Linked DNA regions of Homo sapiens: all the other regions are linked to region 1. A link is a loop called in an ENCODE intact Hi-C map of the cell type or tissue named here. Cell type or tissue: mammary epithelial cell. All regions are shown on one strand. Region 1 overlaps ARHGAP26 (Rho GTPase activating protein 26). Region 2 has its middle 6.6 kb from the start of MIR5197. Region 3 overlaps NR3C1 (nuclear receptor subfamily 3 group C member 1).

What was found. Peaks named below come from ENCODE experiments on the same cell type or tissue, not always from the same donor. Only the 100,000 strongest peaks of a DNase experiment are listed, where the experiment ranks them.
Region 2: it touches region 1 in a loop (7-fold over the local background); 3 of 110 quality-filtered maps call a loop at or near these places.
Region 3: it touches region 1 in a loop (4-fold over the local background); 2 of 110 quality-filtered maps call a loop at or near these places.

The regions. Positions count from the first base shown.
Region 1 is chr5:143,197,911-143,205,910 of GRCh38, reverse strand. The region is part of intron 20 of ARHGAP26 (Rho GTPase activating protein 26); the gene reads right to left. Among named protein-coding and RNA genes, the nearest start is that of ARHGAP26-IT1, 9.4 kb to the right of the region's middle. RefSeq lists an enhancer at 4,910-5,069. In mammary epithelial cell, no CTCF peak of the experiment used is centred here; DNase peaks (open chromatin) are centred at 320, 1,040, 4,130 and 4,960; H3K27ac peaks cover 4,330 bases.
Region 2 is chr5:143,682,479-143,690,478 of GRCh38, reverse strand. No RefSeq gene overlaps it. Among named protein-coding and RNA genes, the nearest start is that of MIR5197, 6.6 kb to the right of the region's middle. In mammary epithelial cell, a CTCF peak has its summit at 4,850 (motif pointing right); no DNase peak of the experiment used is centred here.
Region 3 is chr5:143,308,230-143,316,229 of GRCh38, reverse strand. NR3C1 (nuclear receptor subfamily 3 group C member 1) reads left to right here. Exons shown (of 9, transcript NM_000176.3): 3 at 2,062-2,228; 4 at 6,017-6,133. Among named protein-coding and RNA genes, the nearest start is that of NR3C1, 91 kb to the left of the region's middle. In mammary epithelial cell, no CTCF peak of the experiment used is centred here; DNase peaks (open chromatin) are centred at 1,369 and 4,539; H3K27ac peaks cover 6,378 bases.

The DNA of each region.
Region 1 (8,000 bases):
CAGAGGCTTTTGTTTTGCTTACTGCTGTATATCCAGTGTCTAAAATATCCAGTGTCTGTAGGTACTATATTTAACAAATCATTACTGAGTAAATTAATGAGTCTCATTTACCCACGCAACAAGCCCACAAACAAGTACTGCTATAATTCCCATTTCACAGATGTGGAAACCTGGGCTAAGCTGAGGCTTCTCTAAGGATACCCAGCCTATAAGTAACAGGGCTGAGGTTCAAACCTCATCTGCTGATTCTAAGCCCAGGGCTCCTGCAGCCAGCGTACTCCCTCTGACATAGCAGGACTTGCCCTGTTCCTCTAGCCTGTGCCAAGCTTCTTTACAGACTCAGTCATAGCATTAGAATTCTTCTTAACCACTGATTCATGTGTTTCCTTTAGATACCTACCCTATTTGCAAGGGAAAATGACAATACAGTGATAGAGAATCACAATAAGACTCAACATATTCTAAATTCCAACAAAATCCCCAATCCTGCCTCCAGTGTTCGGTCTGGCGGATTCATATAGCAGATGGCATTCATATAAGAGAAGAAATAAAATGTAAAGAGTATGACTCTTTAAAGCTTTTTTTTCTTAATCCAGCAAAAACTAGTCATTGAGCACTCAGTATGTTCAATACAATAAATGATATTTGCCAAGGTCCCTTGACTTCAAGAGCTTAAAATATATTTGACAAGAAGCGACAGATTTAAAAACAACAGTAATGTAAGACAGTAAGATCCATCAGTTGAGGGCTAAGCTAGTACTAGCTTAATACCTGGCTCCCCCTTGACTCTGTCTTGAGTCCTAGGAAAAGTGTCAACTCCTCTCTACTGTGCAGTCTCCATTTTCTTCCACAGTTGCTGCTAGTCAGAGAGGCCTCACTTTCTCAGTCCTCTCAACACAACCCTGCCCCACCAGACAATGACCTAGTAGGCAAGGCCTGGCAACAACTTTCAAACCACAGCCCAGCCCAGGAACCCAAGCAGAACCAGGGACAATTTGGAGGTTCAAGAGAACAGCCCAGACCCAGGGGCTTGTACCAATCTGTTCTTTTGGTCAGTGGTTACCACAGGACAATTAAAAAGTCCTTCCAACTTTTTTTTTTTTAAATGACTTTAATAAGTAGGAAACACCTCCAGCTTCCTATTCCATCTGTACCAAGAATTATGCCTTTGGCTAATGGCATAGTTTGGAACATATTCTGTGAACACAATGTGGGTTCTAAATGTTTTTCACATCCTCAGATATCTAAGTGGTTTTTGGCCAGAACTACACGGCTGAAATTATCTGGGGGTGCGGCTGGAATGCAGGATATTCGTAACTATTATAATAACTTACTCCTCAATCCCCATGTCAATTACCGTAGTATCAACTGCAATTTTTTCTTCTGGAGACGGAGTTTTGCTCTTGTCGCCCAGGCTGGAGTGCAATGGCACAATCTTGGCTCACTGCAACCTCTGCCTCTTGGGTTCAAGCGATTCTCCTACCTCAGCCTCCCAAGTAGCTGGGATTATAGATCCCCCCCACCATGCCTGGCTAATTTTTTGTATTTTTAGTAGAGACAGGGTTTCACCATGTTGGTCAGGCTGGTCTTGAACTCCTGACCTCAGGTGTTCCACCCACCTTGGCCTCCCAAAGTGCTGGAATTACAGGCATGAGCCACCATGCCTGGCCTCAAATGCAATTTTTAACAACAGAATTTCAGAATTTCATTTGTTTATGTTTTAGCCATAGCAGTAACATTTGGTATAAAGTGACTGCATTTTAACATTTATTACCACTATGTTTGAATTGGTATAATAATAAAATGCATACTCCATAGTACTTCTGTGATTTTTTTTTTTTTAATTATACTTTAAGTTCTGGGATACATGTGCAGAATGTGCAGGTTTGTTACATAGATATACACGTGCCATGATGGTTTGCTGCACCCATCAACCCATCATCTACATTAGGTATTTCTCCTAATGCTATCCCTCCCCTAGCCCCCTACCCCCTGACAGGCCCCGGTGTGTGATGTTCCCCTCCCTGTGTCCATGTGTTCTCACTAACTCCCACTTATGAGTGAGAACATGCGGTGTTTGGTTTTCTGTTCCTGTGTTAGTTTGCTGAGAATGATGGTTTCCAGCTTCATCCATGTCCCTGCAAAGGACATGAAGTCATCCTTTTTTATGGCTGCATAGTATTCCATGGTGTATATGTGCCACATTTTCTTTATCCAGTCTATCACTGATGGGCATTTGGGTTGGTTCCAAGTCTTTGCTATTGTGAACAGTGCTGCAATAAACATACGTGTGCATGTGTCTTTATAGTAGAATGATTTATAATCCTTTGGGTGTATACACAGTAGTGGGATTGCTGGGTCAAATGGTATGTCTGGCTCTAGATCCTTGAAAAATCGCCACACTGTCTTCCACAATGGTTGAACCAATTTACAACCCCAGCAACAGTGTAAAAGCATTCCTGTTTCTCCACATCCTCTCCAGCATGTGTTGTTTCCTGACTTTTTAATGATTGCCATTCTAACTGGCATGAGATGGTATCTCACTGTGGTTTTGATTTGCATTTCTCTAATGACCAGTGATGATGAGTGTTTTTTTTATATGTTTGTTTGCCACATAAATGTCTTCTTTTGAGAAGTATCTGTTCATATCCTTCACCCACTTTTTGATGGGGTTGTTTTTTTTTCTTGTAAATTTGTTTAAGTTCCTTGTAGATTCTGGATATTAGCCCTTTGTCAGATAGATTGCAAAAATTTTCTCCCATTCTGTAGGTTGCCTGTTCACTCTGATGATAGTTTCTTCTGCTGTGCAGAAGCTTTTTAGTTTAATTAGATCACATTTGTCAATCTTGGCTTTTGTTGCCATTGCTTTTGGTGTTTTAGTCATGAAGTCTTTGACCATGCCAATGTCCTGAATGGTATTGCCTAGGTTTTCTTCTAGAGTTTTTACGGCTTTAGGTCTTACATTTAAGTCTTTAATCCATCTTGAGCTAATTTTTGTATAAAATGTAAGGAAGGGGTCCAGTTTCAGTTTTCTGCATATGGCTAGCCAATTTTCCCAACAGCATTTATTAAATAGGAAATCCTTTCCCCATTGCTTGTTTTTATCAGGTTTGTCAGAGATCAGATGGTTGTAGATGTGTGGCGTCATTTCTGAGGCCTCTGTTCTGTTCCATTGATCTATATATCTGTTTTGGTACCAGTACCATGCTGTTTTGGTTTCTGGAGCCTTGTAATATAGTTTGAATCCAGGTAGCATGTTCCCTCCAGCTTTGTTTTTTTGCTTAGGATTGTCTTGGCTATACGGGCTCTTTTTTGGTTCCATATGAAATTTAAAGTAGTTTTTTCTAATTCTGTGAAGGAAGTCAGTGGTAGCTTGATGGGGATAGCATTGAATCTATCAATTACTTTGGGCAGTATGGCTATTTTATGGCTATTTTCATGATACTGATTCTTCCTATCCATGAACATGGAATGTTTTTCCATTTGTTTGTGTCCTTGTCTTATTTCCTCGAGCAGTGGTCTGTAGTTTTCCTTGAAGAGGTCCTTCATATCCCTTGTAAGTTGTATTCCTAGGTATTTTATTCTCTTTGTAGCAATTGTGAATGGCAGTTCACTTCAATTTACCAAGCAAATGGAAAAAAAAAAAAGCAGGGGTTGCAATCCTAGTCTCTGATAAAACACTTAAAACCAACAAAGATGAAAAAAGACAAAGAAGTGCATTAAATAATGGTAAAGGGATCAATGCAAAAAGAAGAGCTAACTTAATGCAACAGGAAGAGCTAACTATCCTAAATATATATGTACCTAATACAGGAGCACCCAGATTCATAAAGCAAGTTCTTAGAGACTTACAAAGAGACTTATACTACCACACAATAATAGTGGGAGACTTTACCACCCCACTGAGATATTAGACAGATCAAGATAGAAAATTAACAAGGATATTCAGGACTTGAACTCAGCACTGGACCAAGCGGACCTAACAGACATCTACAGCACTCTTCACTTCTGTGATTTTTTAAATGACTAAAGGAATTATGCCTTTTGTTTATTTGTACTTTAGAGTCATGGCAATAATCCTATCAACAATACTACTGCACATTTTATGTACTGCAAAGATGCATGTCGCAACAGAAGGACTGTAAACAGACAAGAAATAGAGAGTACATTGTATTTTAGTTCTGATGCAAAACTAAGGGTGTATGACTATGTGTTCTCATACTCATAGAACACATATGTGAGATATAAGACGCACAGGGATGGTTATTATGGCCCAAGACTCTTTGTAGAATCTTAAATTCTCCTTTCACTACAGAAGTGTCTGGCTGTAGGTTACTTAAAAATGACAACGGCAGACAAAAATAAATACATAAATAAACAAAATAAAAATCTTGCTCCCTCCTGCCCCTCACCAAACCCAAAACAAAACAGACAAATTTCAAAATGGTCAATTTCACTCCTGGCTCTGAAACCTCCAATATCAAATTTGCAACCCCTTTCCCACTAATGAAGCCAAGGATAACAAACAATTAAAAGAGGAGAAAATGATTTTATAACTACAATTTTAGCAGATGACTGCTAAAGGCATTCCTACAACCCTCAGAGTCCAGATGGGTGTATTAAGCTGAATGCCCAGTGCCCCTAAATATTCCTGGGGTCCTGCCAGGCCCCCACATCTAGGCCCAATGACAGCAACAACACAGCATACACTGTAGCATGCAAGGAACATTTGCTGGTCTGGTTTGGATTCAACTGGTAGGCTTACATCCACTTTAGTTTGCTGGCCCACAGTGTCCTCAAAAGGAGTCAGACAGTCCCAGTCAGTCTCTGAAATTCACTGGACAGTGAAAGAATAACGGTTTAGGAAGATAAGGCTAAAAGGCTTGGCAGCATAATGGGTTGTGGCTGATAGTTCAAGTACAGTGTGTAGCAATATCATCAGCTTGACACCCTTCTGTGGTGACTCACTTGAATGATGGAACATCTGCTGGACCAGCCAGGGCATGCCTGCCATACTGTGGCAGGGCTGCCCAGGCAGGCTCCCAGTCTGACAAGGGATGTGGCAGACCCTCTCTGATCTCCACACCACAGTAGTAGAGCTGCTATAAGATGAGAGGTTCTGTAACTGGAGGAGTAAGCTGACCACGAAGAAGAAAGTTAATCTTTCAAAATTCTAATAATGAAAATTACTGACGGCCTTGTAGAAAATTGGAAAATACCAAAAACCAAGAAGAAAAGAAATACAACCATACATAATTTATGCCACTGATAATCACTGTTAACACTTTGGCATATTTCTCCTCGCTTTTTTTTGGAGAATTATACTACACATGTAGTTAATACCCTCCTTTTTTTCCCTTAATAAGGCATTTTCCAATGCAATTATATAGCCTTTGATAACATATTTTTAAAATGGCTACAGGCTGTTCTATTGTATGGTATACTCTGATTTCTGTAACCATTTTCTTATTGTGTATATTCAGACTCCTATCCCCCTTTAGCTATTATAAATAGCATTGCAACTCACATCTTTGTAGAGAATCCCTGCCAGTGTCTCAATTGTTTCCTTAGCATAAATTCCTGAAAGTAAAATTAGTGGGTCAAAGGCTAGGAGTTTCTTTTAAAGGTGTTGATATACCGTGCCAAATAGCTTTCCAGAAAGGTTCTACTGCTGTGCATTTCCACCAACACTGACAATTCCTTCTCACCATTACCCCACCAACATTGAGCATGATCATTAGAAAAAAATTAGATGAACATTTTTTCAGTGTTCAGAGGTTACCCTGGACTCTTTGCTTTCCTGGTCTTTTCAGTGATGTACGAATGAATACAATTCCCTTCCTGTGTTCTGTTTCCACGTGGAAGCAATGTTTAATTTTCCAAAGGGCATTTTGACAAGAGGGTTGTGTGGGGAAGGAGACAGGCTGATGGATAAAGAGACAGATATCCACAACCTGGAGATGTGAGACCCCCTAGTTGAAAGGTATGGCTGCTCCCAGAGGAAAAGAAAGTAGTGGATTTGTAGCTTAGTGTAGGACTTTCAAAACAAGGATGAAGTCAGAGGGATAAGGCACACAAGGAAGGGCCTGAGAGTCTTGCACTAAGAGTCTCCACAGTGTCAGACTTTGGAGAAGCAGCAAAATTGGCATTTGCACGTCTCTGCCAGGCAGTGGCCCATGATCTGCAGTCCAGGTCCCCAGTGATATGTCTCAGGCCTGGGCTGAGCCTCGGATCACCGGCCCAGGGCTGGTCTTTATGCTGTCAGTTCCCCTTCCAGGTTAGACTGTTAGGTGGTGATGGTGCTATTAAACTAACAGGGGGCGGCTTTGATTTTGCCCCTATGATGAAAAAGAGAAGAAAATTCCATGAAAATCTAAAATGTCCTATCTAATCTAATCCCATTTCATTGAATTCTTCTTCCTTGGAAAATATCCCTTTCTGGCTTGACTTAAGGTAAAGGGAAATCAAACTTTAGCCAAGAAAATAGAGCCAAAAGGAACAGTGGTAAATTGGCTACTGGTGAACCAGACCAAATGACACAAAACCAGTTTTTATCTGTTGAAAATCTGAAGACATATATTCCTTATGTGTGTCCACTCAAGCTTTTACAACAAAGAAATCCTATATAAGTCCTAACCTCCTGGATTTTCAGTATGTACTTCACAACTTTATGAGCAGAAAAAATCCACAAGTCCCTGAGCTTGACTGTTTCGTGTTCTTTTCTACTACTCATGTGCAGATGTCTTTGCACAGATTATTTCCCCTCATCTAATATAATTTAACATGCATTTTTATTTAAACAATGACAGAGTTCGGTTTCTTATTTTAATGAAACTAGTGAAATCCCCTTAAGGTCTTAACAATAATAGGGAAATGCATTTTAAAATACTTCTTCAATAATTTACTTTAAAAATAGCTTGACTAGTTTACAATGCAGCGGTTCTGTTTTCTAGCTTTAAAAAATAATTCTTAAACTATTGGGTACTGTGGCCACCACCTGGGAGATGGGATCATTTGTACCCCAAACCTCAGCATCACACAATATACCCATGGAACAAACCTGTACATGTACTCCCTGAATCTAAAAGTTGAAATTATTTACACAAATAAAATAATTTCTGAAGTTTTAAATAAACTTTAAACTTAGATGGGGTGAGTAGGAATGGTAAGTAATTCTATGATTTAAACAAAATTCAAGATTTTGGAATAGCGCATACATCATCCTTAATGTTCCCCAAGTCAATAATCCGAATCTTTTCTCACTGAATAATACAGAAATATGAGGTAGAGGGAAAAATTCCAGATTGGAAACAAAGACATCTGGACAACAGTCCTAGTTCAATTGCTCATTGTACAGAAAAACCTCAAGGGAAAGGGTCAGAAAGGTTAAATGGGCAGAATGCTTCTATTGTGCACCGTGGCTCACAATACTTATTGACCTTAATATTCTTTCCTGTTGAACCTAAGTGTAGCCTCTCAATCTTTTCCAATACCGCATTTCAGGCACAACAGAACTGCCTAGAATAAAAATTTCTCTCAACTAAAAAATTTCACAATATGTGAATTTATTTGTAAGAAAACACTAAAGCATTTTGGGGGCATTATAAAGTGTTCATATGGTAACAATTGCTATCTCAAAAGATCTGAATAGTTGCTAAGAAATCCCAATACTTCCTTACTAGGCATATAACTCTTAAATTGAGTATGGTACAATTGCCTTTCTCCACATAATGAAGATATTGTGCTTGCCAAAACAAATTCACTCAAGTAACATACAAATAAAAGGGACGCAATAGTGCTACTACATCCAATCTTTCGTTGTTCTGGGGTATAATCTAAAGCCACTGTTTAAATGCTAGAGATGTTTAAACATGATTCTTAAAATCTGTAAGCAAGAAACTATGACTGCCTCAGGGGGTTGAGAGTGGGGAACTGGATGTACAGATATGGACTAGACATTCACTTTTTTATTTATACTGTTAGGAATTTATCATGGGCCT
Region 2 (8,000 bases), 480 kb before region 1:
TAAGTTCCTACAATAATTAGCAGCTTAAATGAAAGAAACAACACTTATCAAAGGGAGGTAAAAACATCCAGAATTTCCACTACTTAATATTCACTCCATATAAATTAATGTTTAGAATATAATCCAAAATTTCCCAACATACAAAGAACCAAGAAAGTGGGGCATGTTCTCAAGAGATAATAAAATCCACTGGGTCTGACCCCAGAATGAACCAGATTTTGAAACTAAAAGATTTTAACATAGCAATTATGCTACCCTAAATAATGTATATGATGAGTGAAAAGACATGAAATCTCCTTGGAGAAACAGAAACAAGAAAGAATCAAGTGAAAAGTCTAGAACTGAAAAACACAATATTTGAAATAAGAAATTCACCAGAGGGTCTTAAGAGTTGAATGGAGATGTGAAAGAAAAGAGCAAGTCAAATTGAAGATAAATCAATAGAAATTATCCAACATGAATAACAGGGACAGAGAGAGAAAAAAAAAGAATGACTTAAAAAATGAAGCCTCAGAGATCCATTAGGTAATTTCAAATAGTCCATATGCATGCAAATAAAATCCTAAAAGAGAAGGGAGAGAATGGAGCAGAGAAAGTACTTGAAGAATTAATGACCAATAAATAACAAATTTGATGAAAGACTAAAATGTACAGGTACATTATGATAAATGAAAACCAAGCAGAATAAACATAAAGAAGCCCTCACCACAGATCATCATACTCACATTGTTGAAATCCAAAGATAAAAAGCAAATCTTGAAAGCAGGAAGAGAAAAATGACAATCCTATACAATCCTATACAAAATGACAAGCCCTATACAAGGAAACAGTGATCTGATTAATGGTCAGTTTCTAAGCAGAAACTATGAAGGCTGAAAGAGAATGGAGTAATAGTTCCAAAGTACTGAGAGACAATAAAAAAATTGTCAAACCAGAATTTATTACCCAGCAAATATATCCCGCAAAATGAAGACTAAATAATGACATTTTTGCATGGAACAAAACTAAAGTGAGTTTTCACCAGCAGACCTGAACTACAAGATATGCTGAAGGAATTTATCCTTCTGAAAGGAAATGATACCAGATGGAAACTTAGATCCTCAGAAAATATTAAAGAGCACTGAAAGTAGGAAATATCTGGAAAAACGCAAAAGACTACTTTTAAATTATTTTCTTTTTCTCTTAATTTATTTACAAACCATATAAATGTTTAAAGTGAAAATTATAATGTTGTCTTAGGTTTATAAGGTATTCAGATGTGATACAAATAACCACTGTAGCATAAAGAAGGAAGAGTGGATATGGACCTACATGGGTACAAGTCTCCTATGAGTTACATGAGTGGTAAAATACTAACTGGATATAGACAGTAGAGAATTAAGGATGTATATTGTAATCCCTGGGCTGCCACACACAAAAGTAATAACACAAATAAATGCAGCTTCAAAGCCAATAAAAATATCTTTCTAAAAATTATTTAAGAATTCAAAAGTATAGGAAGGAAAGAAAAAGGAATAGAAAACAAGAGAGAAGTAGAAAATAAAATAAAATCATTGATTCAACCAACCATAACAAGAATTACATTAAACATTAAAGGACTGAACAATTAAAAGGCAGAGATTTTCAAAATGGATAAGTGCAACATGACAACATGCTGCCTGTAAGAGATATGCTTTAAATATAAAGACAGATATGGGCTGAAAGTAAATGGATGAAAGAAGATGTTGTACTCAAACTGTACACATAAGAAAGTTGGAGTGGCTGTGTTATTATTTTAATGTGTAAATTTTAACTCAAAGAATGACTACAAGACATCACTCAAGAATGGCATAGATTTCTCATGTTTTCCTAAGGTTAGGAAATGTTTCCCTATCTTGGATTTTTCCACCCCTATTCTATTATCTTTAACATTTTACATTTTTTTAGCATTATGTGGTATACTGTGCCCTTTCACAGACCTTATAATAAAGGTAAAGCAGAAATTACCCCCATTTTAGAAATGAGAAAACTATGCAGAGACCAATGAATTAATTATTCCCAGAGAAACATTAGGTCAAAGAATCTCATTTGAAACCCAGTCTGTGGATATATACTGCCTTCCACTTTATTATGCTACGTCTTTCCTCTTCTGCAATGAAATTTTCCTATTGATAACTGTATTTCTCAGGAAGGCCTAGTTACTGGGAGAAAATTGATTGTAGGTAGAATGACATTAGAGACAGAGTCTATACCTACAAGCCATATGCTTAGGTGGAAGAATGTTAGAGACCCCTAATCTCATCGATTATGCTGAATTTTTTATTCTCTCAAGAAAATTCACAATATTTAATTAAGGAAAAGAGGAAATAATCTATAAGCAGGGCCTCTCTCAGGAAGGAGGTAAAGCTATCAAGGACCTATCCCAGGAAAGCTGCTTTGGCCCACACATTCAATACCATCTAATACCCATCTGTTTGGGGTGGACTTTGAGGAATTTTAAAAGAATTTTACTGTAAATTATCTTGTATTTACACAAAGAATAAATTTGTTTCTTCTATTTCATTCTTTGTTACTTCAAGCTGGAATACACAGAAGAATTGGGGGATATTCTATGCAGCAATTTGGCTTAACATGCTGAGCACTCAAATATTAAAAGAGAAATGGATAACAGTAGATATCACATCTGAGCTGGCCACTCACTCTGTTTACATGACTCAATGCTATTTGGTTAGGCAGATGGAGGAAGATGGTTGCAGAGGGGATGAGTTTATTGTAATTTCAATAAATTAAAGTTTGAATGTTTTCATATTTTTCCACAACTCTTTTTTTATTTTTATTTTATTATTATTATACTTTAAGATTTAGGGTACATGTGCACAATGTGCAGGTTAGTTACATATGTATACATGTGCCATGCTGGTGTGCTGCAGCCATTAACTTGTCATTTAGCATTAGGTATATCTCCTAAAGCTATCCCTCCCCGCTCCCCCTACCCCACAACCGTCCCCAGAGTGTGATGTTCCCCTTCCTGTGTCCATGTGTTCTCATTGTTCAATTCCCACCTATGAGTGAGAATATGCAGTGTTTGCTTTTTTGTTCTTGGGATAGTTTACTGAGAATGATGATTTCCAATTTCATCCATGTCCTACAAAGGACATGAACTCATCATTTTTTATGGCTGCATAGTATTCCATGGTGTATATGTGCCACATTTTCTTAATCCAGTCTATCATTGTTGGACATTTGGGTTGGTTCCAAGTCTTTGGTATTGTGAATAGTGCTGCAATAAACATACGTGTGCATGTGTCTATAGCAGCATGATTTATAGTCCTTTGGGTATATACCCAGTAATGGGATGGCTGGGTCAAATGGTATTTCTAGTTCTAGATCCCTGAGGAATCGCCACACTGACTTCCACAATGGTTGAAGTAGTTTACAGTCTCACCAACAGTGTAAAAGTGTTCCTATTTCTCCACATCCTCTCCAGCACCTGTTGTTTCCTGACTTTTTAATGATTGCCATTCTAACTGGTGTGAGATGGTATCTCATTGTGGTTTTGATTTGCATTTCTCTGATGGCCAGTGATGGTGAGCATTTTTTCATGTGTCTTTTGGCTGCATAAATGTCTTCTTTTGAGAAGTGTCTGTTCATATCCTTTGCCCACTTTTTGATGGGGTTGTTTGTTTTTTTCTTGTAAATTTCTTTGAGTTCATTGTAGATTCTGGATATTAGCCCTTTGTCAGATGAGTAGGTTGCAAAAATTTTCTCTCATTTTGTAGGTTGCCTGTTCACTCTGATGGTAGTTTCTTTTGCTGTGCAGAAGCTCTTTAGTTTAATTAGATCCCATTTGTCAATCTTGGCTTTTGTTGCCACTGCTTTTGGTGTTTTAGACATGAAGTCCTTGCCCATGCCTATGTCCTGAATGGTAATGCCTAGGTTTTCTTCTAGGGTTTTTATGGTTTTAGGTCTAACATTTAAGTCTTTAATCCATCATGAATTAATTTTTGTATAAGGTGTAAGGAAGGGATCCAGTTTCAGCTTTCTACATATGGCTAGCCAGTTTTCCCAGCACCATTTATCAAATAGGGAATCCTTTCCCCATTGCTTGTTTTTGTCAGGTTTGTCAAAGATCAGATAGTTGTAGATATGCGGCGTTATTTCTGAGGGCTCTGTTCTGTTCCATTGATCTATATCTCTGTTTTCTACAACTCTTAAGATATTTAGGTAACCAAAATAGAATTAGCTAACACTGATCAAGAGAAGAAAACATGCAGGCTTGAAGTTTTTCATTCACAATCTACAGAGGAAGATTTATGTAGTCTAGTGGAGCATTTGACTAGATCATTTTTAAGGTCGCTTTTGATTCTCATGTCCTAGGATTTATCTAAGAGCTCCCAAGGAAAGGGGGATGATGGTGATTCACACATTTTGTCTGGTCCCTTTTATATGCCAGGTGTTCTACCCATGACTTTATGTTTATGACTTAATTTAACCCTCAAATCAGCTTAGTGATGCGGATGGTATTATGACCATTTTAGGGAGGAGGAAATTGAGCCTTCCCAAGGTAAGACAGTAAGTGGTAGAGCCAAGCTATGAACCCAGATCTACCCAACTCCAAAGCCCATCCTCCTCCTACTCCTCTAAGTCAATTCGTTCCTCTTCTCTTTTAGAATATATAGTCCTTATCGGCCACCTGATATTTGTGATTTAGAGAACCCCAGCATTGCATGTTAACTACCTTGATGGTGTTGTAAGAAAGGTTCAGGGGCATTTCAGAATTTTCATCAAAAGAAACATCATTTGATGCCCTGGGTGTCAAAGTTGTGGGTACCAAGTTTGTGAAGTATGCCTTTCTTCATGCAGATTGCCTTCCAAGAGAGGGCAGTCTATGCTTCCAGATAGTCAGGGCCCTGAGTTGTTTAATCCTTGCAATATCCAGCACAGTGATAGAATCAATAAATATTGGAATGAAAATAAGCTAGGCATAGAAAGGAATTGTTTGATCAGTGGCGGACTAAATTAAAGTCCTGTTGAATAGAGCACATTTTCCAGACTTTCCATAACACAAGTTGAAAATCTTGGCCCCACTGTTTTCATCTAGCACAGAGGAAATCACTTCTATTTGTGCAAATGGAAAATGTTTCTGTCTGAATAGTTGACAGATGTTGCTTTAGGCCAATGGTTCTCATCTCCATAAAACCTAAAGTCCTCTTTGTATATATAAAAGGTAATAACAGTTTCTTTACAATCCTACACAGAAATTTATAGATTATATAACCAATACAAAATTTTTAAAATAAGTACTCTATATATAATATGAAAGAGAGATAAAAGTAATTTGTAATAAAATAACACATTTCATCAGTAAAATCCTCAGGCATGACAACACTAGAAGACAGTTTTTAAAAGACACAGTTTAGGTTGGGCACGGTGGCTCATGCCTGTAATCCCAACACTTTGGGAGGCCAAGGCGGGTGGATCATGAGGTCAGGAGTTCAAAGCCAGCTTGGCCAAGATGGTGAAACCCTGTCTCTACTAAAAATACAAAAATTAGCCGGGTGTGGTGGCATGCACCTGTAATCCCAACTACTTGGGAGACTGAGGCAGGAAAATCGCTTGAACCTGGGAGGTGGAGGTTGCAGTGAGCTGAGATCACGCCACTGCACTTCAGCCTGGGTGACAGAGCAAGACTCCATCTCAAAAAAAAAAAAAAAAAAAGACACAGTTTATTACCATGGATATTGCTATTACTAATACTAATAGTATTACCATGAATGCACAGCCCAATGCAGATGGATGCAGGTGTGTTACATTGGACACTTGAAAACCTCTTATTGCATTGCTGTCCATGATGTGATTTTTTTTCCCCCAAATGATGAAAACCTCTTGGTAAAGTTCCAAACAAATCAAATACAATCTCCTTTGATTTATAAAGTAGTTGCATTCCTGAAAAATTTAGACTATATTAAACCTGTATACAATATTTTTTATTATGTCTGAAAGAGTTAAGTTTGAGACTCTAGGATGCCTGCTGGGACAGTTCTTTGTTGTATAAAACTATCCTATCTAGCCTCCCTGAGGCCCACTCACTAAATGCCAGTCACATCACTTCAATCATTCAGACTAGCAAAAATGCCACCACAATTTTTTTCTTTTTTTTTGAGACGGAGTCTTGCTCTGTTGCCCAGGCTGGAGTGCAGCAGCATGATCTCGGCTCACTGCAAGCTCTGCCTCCTGGGTTCATGCCATTCTCCTGTCTCAGCCTCCTGAGTAGCTGGGACTACAGTTGCCCACCACGACACCCAGCTAATTTTTTTGTATTTTTAGTAGAGACGGGGTTTCACCATGTTAGCCAGGATGGTCTCGATCTCCTGACCTCGTGATCCGCCCATGTCGGCCTCCCAAAGTGCTGGGATTACAGGCGTGAGCCACCGTGCCCAGCCCACAAATTTTTAAAGCATCTCTGAGGAGGTGTAATCAACCTCCTTGAGAATCACTGCTCTGTGTAGCCAAGTGAGGTCCTGAAAAGCTATGTGAAACTTGAATTTTCTTACTGGAATCTAAATTTTCATATATTAAGTTTACTTAAAGTGAGGTGCATTCTTAAAAAAGACAAAATGGATTTTGTGGCATGAACAAAGGTGTTCCTCATTCACTATAGGTAATGTTCTTTGCTCACCCTAGGCAGTAACAAAAGACACTACTGACTGATGCAACTCAAGTAAGGAGAATGCAGAGTTATCTTATGTGTGTACAGACAGCTGATAAACAAAGAGCAGGTGGACTACAAATATGATAAAGATGCACTGGCATAGGTTCAGGCATCTGTGTATTCAGCTGACTCAAAGACTAGGCAAAAGCCTTTGGCCGTCTCACAGGTTGTTGGGGTCAATTCAGGAAAAAGGTGAGCTCAGGGAAAGATGAATGTCAATAGTTGCTAAAAGTTTATTATGGAAACAAAGGATATGAGTCAGGGTAGAGTGTGGATAAGTAAATGTAAATGAAGGGTTAAACATGCTAGTGATGTCACAGTCAGCCCAGGTGAAGCTATCTAGTAAATATCGCTTCATGAATTACATTCTCTTGGATCTGGATTTTGACCCGGAGGAGCCACTGGTGGATGACACAGAACTATATTCCGCCCCTGCCCCCCTATCCTGGAGTGGTAGCAATGAGTTATGATTGGGATCATAATATTGGGAACACTGTTCCCAAGACACCTTCTCCTTCCTTTAAATCTCTGGAAAGCCAGCTCACTTCAGCTGTGTGAGGCAAACATCTGTTCACCATATTGCATTGGTCATAGTGGAGTCTGTTCATCTGTCTCTTTGGGAGAAGAAATGGTGGGCGTGATTCCACACAGATATCTTGGCAGGCTGATAAAGACCACCTTCCAAGCTCCCCAAGCTGGAGCCTTCCCTAAAACTAGCCATGCACAGCTCAGTCTTGCTGTAGTTTGCATGCCTGCAGCAGATTCCCTTCTTTAAGAAGTCTCTGCAAATCAGGCCCAGACAGACTCCATCGCCTATTCACCTAAAGTTCACTAGGCAATGTGCCTGGTGTCATTTGAGCAAGCTGCTTGGCAGCCAATTTTTTTTTAATGATATGATTGCCCAGGCTTTCAAATCCCATTATGAAACTGTTTATCCTTTAATCAGAGCTTTAAAAAAAAATTGACATTTTAGTTTGATGGAAAGAGATGTTGAGGAGAAATATTTGGAAAATTGCTCTATGGGGCCAGATGATGCAGTGAGTCACAATCACTGAACATATTTTGCAGGGAGGAGGTCTGTGGTTGTCCCCATTCTTCCCTGTCCCAGAGCTCTTAATGACAGGCAGTCACTGGCTATTAAGGAAATCAATCCTACCATGGATAGGAAGAAGGTAGAACTAATTCCCAGGACAGCTATGAGATTCATTAGAAGAGTTATTAGGAAGAGAGGCCCACCCAGGCCCTGCCTTAGGGCCCCCTCCACCCTAGTGACAGAAAACAAGGAGGCCCCTAGCTATGTCCTACGTTG
Region 3 (8,000 bases), 110 kb before region 1:
GTCGCACCATTCACTGTTCCAGGACCTTCCTACTTCTCTGGAAAACTCTGGCCCAAAGCAGCTCCTCTACATTAGTCACAAGTTTCCATTAATCAGGGGTGGCCTGTGCCGGACCTACAGCAGAGTCATTTCAGGTTATTCTGTTACAGGCTTTCGACGTGTAGTCAGTCCACTCGCCCAAATCTAGCAGGGAATGAATGCCTTGTAATACGGAAGCATCTACAAATTCTTCTTAACAGTGTTCAGAGAACAATGTGAAACCCTGGGGCCTTTTCCCAGAATTAGGGTGGTGGGAATGCTGTCCTATTGACTAAGCCTGTTAGGTAAGCAGGCAGTTGGCAAGATTCAGGAAGCTTCATTTGAAGATAGAATTTAGGGCGATCGTTTGGATTTACTGGCTTAATTACTTAAGGTAACATTTATAAAAGAAATTGTCATTCCATTATTATTACCTTTTAACTTTTATTCCTAAACGGAACATTAGCAACAAACTACATTACTTGATAAATGTAATTTCTAACCAGATTGATAACTAGAAAAAAATTTTAAGTTACTTTGCTCTGTGAATTAGTTTAAACATATTTGTAATTGAGACTTACTACTGTTATTGGCTGAAATAAATAAAAGCAAGAGATAATAAAGAATAACAGAGACAACGAACACCCAATTTAAGTTTATTTCTAAGTTCCATCTTTTTTAGAGAAAAGGCAAATTAAGAAAAGTTTAGAGAGAGGTACTAGTATATTTATGAACTTGTATAGATGATAAGCAAAACGGACTTTAATATGTAGAATTCCAGAATCAACAGGTTGCCAGCATCCATGTTTTTGAAGATTTGCTTAAGAACACAACCAAAAATGGAATGGGCAGTCTCTAATTACAAGCAGAAGGCTACAAAATCATTTTAGCTGCATAATACAGTTTTGGTTCTAAAGTCAGCACGTAAGAGGAAAATTCCTTAGGAAAATACAACATTGAAAACCATTGTGTCATGTAATATGAAATGCAATAATTAATTTTTCCTCCAGTAATAGAAAGATCACTGTTTCATTGGTTTATAAAAATATATCTTTATCATTAAATGTGGCAAAATGTTAAGACTTGGTGAATATTGGTGAAAAGTATATATCCATTGTACAATTCTTTCCAATTTTTTTTGAGATTGAAAATTTTTAAAACAACAAATTATCTTTTAAACAGCTAATAATCACTAGACCTGCACTCTTTGTGGTGAGACTATGAAAAATGTTAGAGACCTAGTAAGAGAAGCAGATTCACATTTCTGTCTTCTTCTTCAAGCCAAACAGTCATAGAGTGGAGTGGGCAGAATGGAACTCACTTTTGAAAGCCTAGTGCTTTGTCCAATCTTACTGCAAGCCAGACAGGAAGGTTATAGAAAATGTTTCTGGATCAGTCTTCTCTGAGTCATATGAAATTGTGGTTTCAGCCAAGATGACATTAGGAATTAGAGACATGGGACAAAAACTTTAAGATTGTAAAAAAATTTTGACTCTAGTAGGAAACATGGGTAGAATTGTAATGACACTTGATTGAATTTTAAAAGATGCCTGTATAAGATCTTAAAATTAGGAAAAAAATTATGGCCTAAGCAATTAAAGGCATAGGAGGCATCTTTTTGGGATGATGGAAATATCCTCTCTCCTGATTGTGATAGTAGTTACATGAATATTCATTTAACAAAAACCATAAATTATAGACTTAGAAAACAGTAAATGTTACTGTATGTGACACCTTAATAAACGTGATTATAAAAATAAATCCTAAGCATCTAAAAAAAAAAAAAAAAAGAAGAAGAAGTGAACCAGAACCACACCATTCTATTTTGGAGACACTTCAAAAGAAATGACCTCATTCTTAATTTTGTTTAAAGAAGAATATAACATGATTTGAATATATTTAGCTAGGATATTTTAGTGCCTGCTAGCACTTGAAGCCAGAGTTCACTGTGAGCATTCTGACTATGAAGTGAGAAGCTAAGAGAACTGTATTTTGATATTCCTTTGACAGTTAAATCATAACACTGTTCTTCCCCTTCTTTAGCCCCAGCATGAGACCAGATGTAAGCTCTCCTCCATCCAGCTCCTCAACAGCAACAACAGGACCACCTCCCAAACTCTGCCTGGTGTGCTCTGATGAAGCTTCAGGATGTCATTATGGAGTCTTAACTTGTGGAAGCTGTAAAGTTTTCTTCAAAAGAGCAGTGGAAGGTAGTGTGTGTTTTGAAGAGTTTATTTTTCCTCTACTTGGTTTTCATTTCTCAGGGTGGATTTTGAAATTTCCATTATATGCAAAGCCCATGAAAGGCTAAATATCAGTTAAGAGGGGAGAGGAGGGTGGCTCCTAGGTCCTCTAATGGGCAGGAAAGTATTTAAAACAACAATACAAAAAGATCTAGAATAAAATAGAAAAGTACAAGTTGATGTCTGGGAGTTTGGTCAGGGAGCATAAGGTAACACTATAAGAAAGTGCTATCATATGAAATGATGGTGTTAAGTTTGGGCATAACATAATGTTCATTGTATTAGAAACATGGGCTTTAACTTCCATAAGCTAATAGGTTTCAAAGTCACCAACTTTACTGGCCTGGCAAAAATGAGTCACAGTGAGAACTGTGACAGGAAAAAAAAAAGATATTCATTTCATTTCTTATTCATTTTTTTTTTCTATTAAGCCAGGGCACTGTGCTAAGTGGTATAAATACCAATAAGACCTGATCCTTACCCTCTGGGAAGTCACACTCCACTGAAGTGAAAGATGAGTTAACAATGACAAGGTACAGAGATTATAATATAGATGAGGGAGAGAGAAACTCGGCCTGAGGAGGTCAGGAAAGGTATTTTAGAGAAACTGATTTCACTATATAAATGTTGTATTAACACAAATCTTACTTTGTTATGGATTCAGACTGCTGACAGGGCAACAGCATTATCTCCCTAAAGAATGAGAAATTCATTCCATAGCAAATTTATTAGAAGAGAGTCTAAAATGTCCTAATACTACCAGTGACTCCTCTAGGAAAAAAATTGTCATATAATTTAGTTATTTCTAAAGCAGTTTGAAAGTAGCTTGGCCTAAAGCTCTGATTATATTAATTTTTTAAAGAAACAATTATTCATTCACTGTATGAGGATTATTATTATTTGTCTCATGTTGTGTTTGCATATCCATGAGAGTTAGATGAGTCATTTTCTTTTGTTTTACTTTTTAATACATTAGCAAATTATAAAATTACTCATATTACACCACAAAGATTACAAGGATGGCAGCTTTGGCCAGTGTAGTAGTCCCACCTATTGATTAGAGTCAAAAGTAAAGCCCAGCCCTGCTTTGTGCATTGCTCCTAATAAAGTGGATGTTACTTAACACATACGCAGAAGACAGAAGCGTCTTCGTGTCCTCACTTTACTCCTCACTTTCTTAACTGCTTAAGTATTTCCACGATATAAATGCAGTGATAATAATAATACGGACAGTCCCTGACTTAACGATTTTTCAACTTTTATGATGGTGGGAAAGTGATACGCATTCAGTATGGCTCCTCGACTTACAATGGGGTTGCCTCCAGATAAACCCATTGTGAATTGAAAATATCTTACACTTAGCACTCCATTCTTAATACCTGCTAGAATTATAGATTATCCCTCAAAATTGGCATAGTATAATATGGGTATCAGCAAGTTGTTGCACTTTATTCAGAGCTTTACACTAGGCAGGGGTGGGCTTTACTTTTGACTCTAATCAATAGGTGGGACTACTACACTAGCCAAAGCTGGCATCCTTGTGGTCTCTGTGGAGTAACGTGAGTAGCATTATAATTTACATCCCCCATAACAAATGATCCAAGAGAGTATGTGATCAATGCAGCAGAACTATTGTCTTTTATTATCTGATTTCACATGTAACATGCCATCACTTCTGCCATATTTTATTGGCCACACAGACCAATCTTGGTAAAGGACGGAAAGGGACTGCACAAGACCATGCATTCAAGGAGGCAGAGATCACTGGGGGCCATCTTGGGAGGCTGGCTACCACACCCACCATAAATAGAAAACCAGAATTATTTGCCAAAAATAGACTTTAACCACAAAAATGAATACCATATAAACAAAACAAAGTCACAAAATTTCAGCTGACTTGAAGACTCATCTTTCTATTAGTTAGAAAGGGAATTTACCAAGTAGTAGAAGACACAGGAACTCCAAAATAAGATATCTCATTGTCTTATCAGAAGGGTTGACAGGAAAATGGGCTGGGCACTGTGGCTCAAGGAAAATGGGCTGTGCACTGTGGCTCACACCTATTATCCCAGCAATTTGGGAGGCCAAGATGGGAGGATTGCTTGAGGCCTGGAGTTTGAGACCAGCCTGAGCAACATAACGAGACCCCGTCTCTACAGGAAAAAAAAAAAAAAAAAAAACGTTATCCAGGCATCGCACCTGTAGTCTCAGCTACTCAGGAAGCTAAAGCAGGAGATTCAGGCTGCAAAGAGCTATGACACACCACTGTACTCCAGCCTAGGCAACGTAGCAAGAACTTGTCTAAAAATAAATAAATAAATGAGTCAAGGAATGAATGAATGGATTGACAGGAAATGACTATTAGTTGTACGTGGCCATGTGTTATGAAATAGTGAATACTAGTTAAAACTCCTCATTTTATAGATAAGGAACAGATAGATAGACTTGTCCAACTTCATGCTAATAACCACAAAGGGCTATTTTTAACTTATGAAGGTACATTGCCTCTGATCCTATAGCTCAGAGTCTTAGCTGTGCACAAGACATACCTGGGATAAAGAAATCAAGATTGGCGTAATGTGCACATCCTGACATTTCAGTTGGATATAAACAAAACTTTGGAATTTTTCATTTTTAGCAGTGGGTGATTTTTTTTCTTTTTTTCTTCCAGTAACTGTAGGACAGTGATTTAGAGATTCCTTATAGGGTATAACTTTTTTGTATTATAACCACTTCATCAATAGATGTATCTGTTGATCGTACTTTTGATTTATAGGGGATAGAATTGGGTTAGTGCTTCCATTTTCTGTCCAAGTAAAGAAGCTAGGATATTTATAGAGTACAAAAAGAAATTGAAACAGCTGGTACAGATATTTGGCATTGGAGAGCAGCTCTGAACAAAGGTGAATTATAGTCTAGTGGTCAATTTTGTGGCCTATTCTTTACAAAGAATTGAACCTGATACAGTTAACCATCTACCCCAAACTATTATTTGTTTAAAACACAATCTATTGGCTGGGCGTGGTGGCTCATGCCTGTAATCCCAGCACATCGGGAGGCCGAGGCGGGTGGATCACGAGGTCCTGAGATCGAGACAATCCTAGCCAACATGGTGAAACCCTGTCTCTACTAAAAATATAAAAATTAGCCAGGCGTGGTGGCGTGCACCTGTAATCCCAGCTACTCGGGAGTCTGAGCCAGGAGAATTGCTTGAACCTGGGAGGCAGAGGTTGCAGTGAGGTCATGCCACTACACTACTACACTCCCAGCCTGGGCGACAGAGCGAGACTCCATCTCAAAAAAATAAAAATAAAAAAACATAATCTATCAAACTGTGTAAAACACAGTTTATCAAAAAAGTAGTTACCCTTGGTGGGTACTGGCTGGAATTGGGCAGAAAGGGGGCCTGTTGGGGTACTGTTCTGTTTCTTGATCTGAGAGCTGATTACATAAAGGTTCTTGGTTTGTAAAAATTTATTAAATGGTTCACTGATTTGTGTACTTTTTTTATATGTGAATACTGCAATAAGGTTTTTTATTGCACTGTTTTCAGTTTGTTGAACAGAAAAAGGGAGACTCTTTTTGTTGTTTTTGACCTCTCGACCTCATAATGGCAATGTAGGCAAGAACATTCCCTCAAGGCAATACCTGTGGGTGTCTTGGTTATATTCCACCGGAAACAAAGACAGAGGCTGTCCTTATAAAATATGTTTGAAGACCTGTGAAACTTTAATAGTGCCTTTTATTCCATATAGGACAGCACAATTACCTATGTGCTGGAAGGAATGATTGCATCATCGATAAAATTCGAAGAAAAAACTGCCCAGCATGCCGCTATCGAAAATGTCTTCAGGCTGGAATGAACCTGGAAGGTAATATAAATATCTGAAAGCAATTGTTTGTCTCTGTAGCTTATAAAAATTTATCATTTTACTTTTGAAGATACACGTAAGCAGATGTAATTAATGTAGTCAGTTCAGTATATATATGCTTGACTAGCATAATGTTACTGCCCAATAAAAATGGGAAATTTTTTTCATGAATATGTCATATTGTTTGTTTATCCACCAGTTCTTCTTACACACACTGAATTCAGTACAGCCAGACTATATACAAAGAAAGGAAATTATGTAATAATGAAACTTACACAACATGCAGCAACTTTATTATTCTTACTCCTTTTTTCAGCCTCAAAACTATTCCCTAGGGTTGGAAATGTTTCTGTATCAGACATATTTACATGTCCATTTTTCTGTTTGCCTTTTAAAAGCATACCTTTTACTTGGAGATCTGTGTTTTATTACAGATCTTCAAGCGGGGGGTGGTGGGAAAAAAAAAACCTCAAGGAAGAACTGGATGGGTTTTGTTTTGGTTTTCAAGTAAAGAAGAAACCTGGGCCGGGTGCAGTGGCTCACGCCTGTAATCCCCGAAGTTTGTGAGAATCCTTCTGTCTAGTTTTTATGTGAAGATATTACCTTTTCCACCGTAGGCCTCAAAGCGCTCCAAATATCCACTTGCAGATTCTATAAAATGAGTGTTTGAAAAACTGCTCAATCAAAAGAAACGTTCAACTCCATGACCTGAATGCACACAACAGTGAGAAGTTTCTGAGAAAGTTTCTTGGTCTCCCCGCACTTTGGGAGACCAAGGCAGGCGGATCACGAGGTCAAGAGATCAAGATCATCCTGGCTAACATGGTGAAACCCTGTCTCTGCTAAAAACACAAAAATTAGCGGAGCGTGGTGGTGTCACCTGTAGTCCCAGCTACTCAGGAGGCTGAGGCAGGAGAATCACTTGAACCCGGGAGGCAGAGGTTGCAGTGAGCCGAGATCACACCACTGTACTCCAGCTTGGCGACAGAGCAAGACTCCGTCTTGGAAAAAAAAAAAAAAAAAGAAACCTGAAACTAGTTATAAGTTAGAGTTTCATATCCCTGTTTATATAACAAGTTGTATAATTAACACTGATCTCAGCATTAAAAAATTTTCCTCTGAAAAAAGTTTGGAATTCTGCTGTGGTTGAAATTGCAAGTTCTGTGAAGGTAGTGGTGATCTCATAACACATATGCTTAGTATTTATTGTGAAATTAGCACTTTTATTCAACAAATATGCACCAACAAGGCAGTCACTAGGTATAAAATGAATAAAATAGTGCCTGTATTCAAGTAGTTTATCTGCTAGTTAGGTTGCAGAGTCAGTCACAAAATAGCATGGCACACCATAGAGGGCATAGGGCCACAGGAACAAGAGGAAGGTCACCTAATTCTGTCTTGGAAGTCAAGGAAGAAGTAACATTGAATTTTAAATCTATAAGCTGAGTAGGAATTAGATAGATGAAAAATAAGGGCAGAGACATGATCAGATTTGTATTTTACAAAGACTAATCTTACATGGAGAGACCAATTAAGTGAATATGGCAGTCCTCCAGATAAGAGATGGCAGTACTGAGAGAGAATGGAAACCATGTGGTTCCTTTTATGATTATGATGATTATTATTATTTTAGAGACAGAGTCTAACTCTTGTCACCCAGGCTGGAGTGCAGTGACATGAACATGGCTCACTGCAGCCTTGAACTCCTAGACTCAAGCCATCTTCCCACCCAGTAGGGCTACGGATGTACACTACCATGCCCAGCTGATTTTTTTTTAATTTTTGTTTTAATTTTTTGTAGAGACAAAGGGGTCTTGCTATGTTCCCAGGCTGGTGTCTAACTCCTGGCCTTAAGTGATCCTCCCAA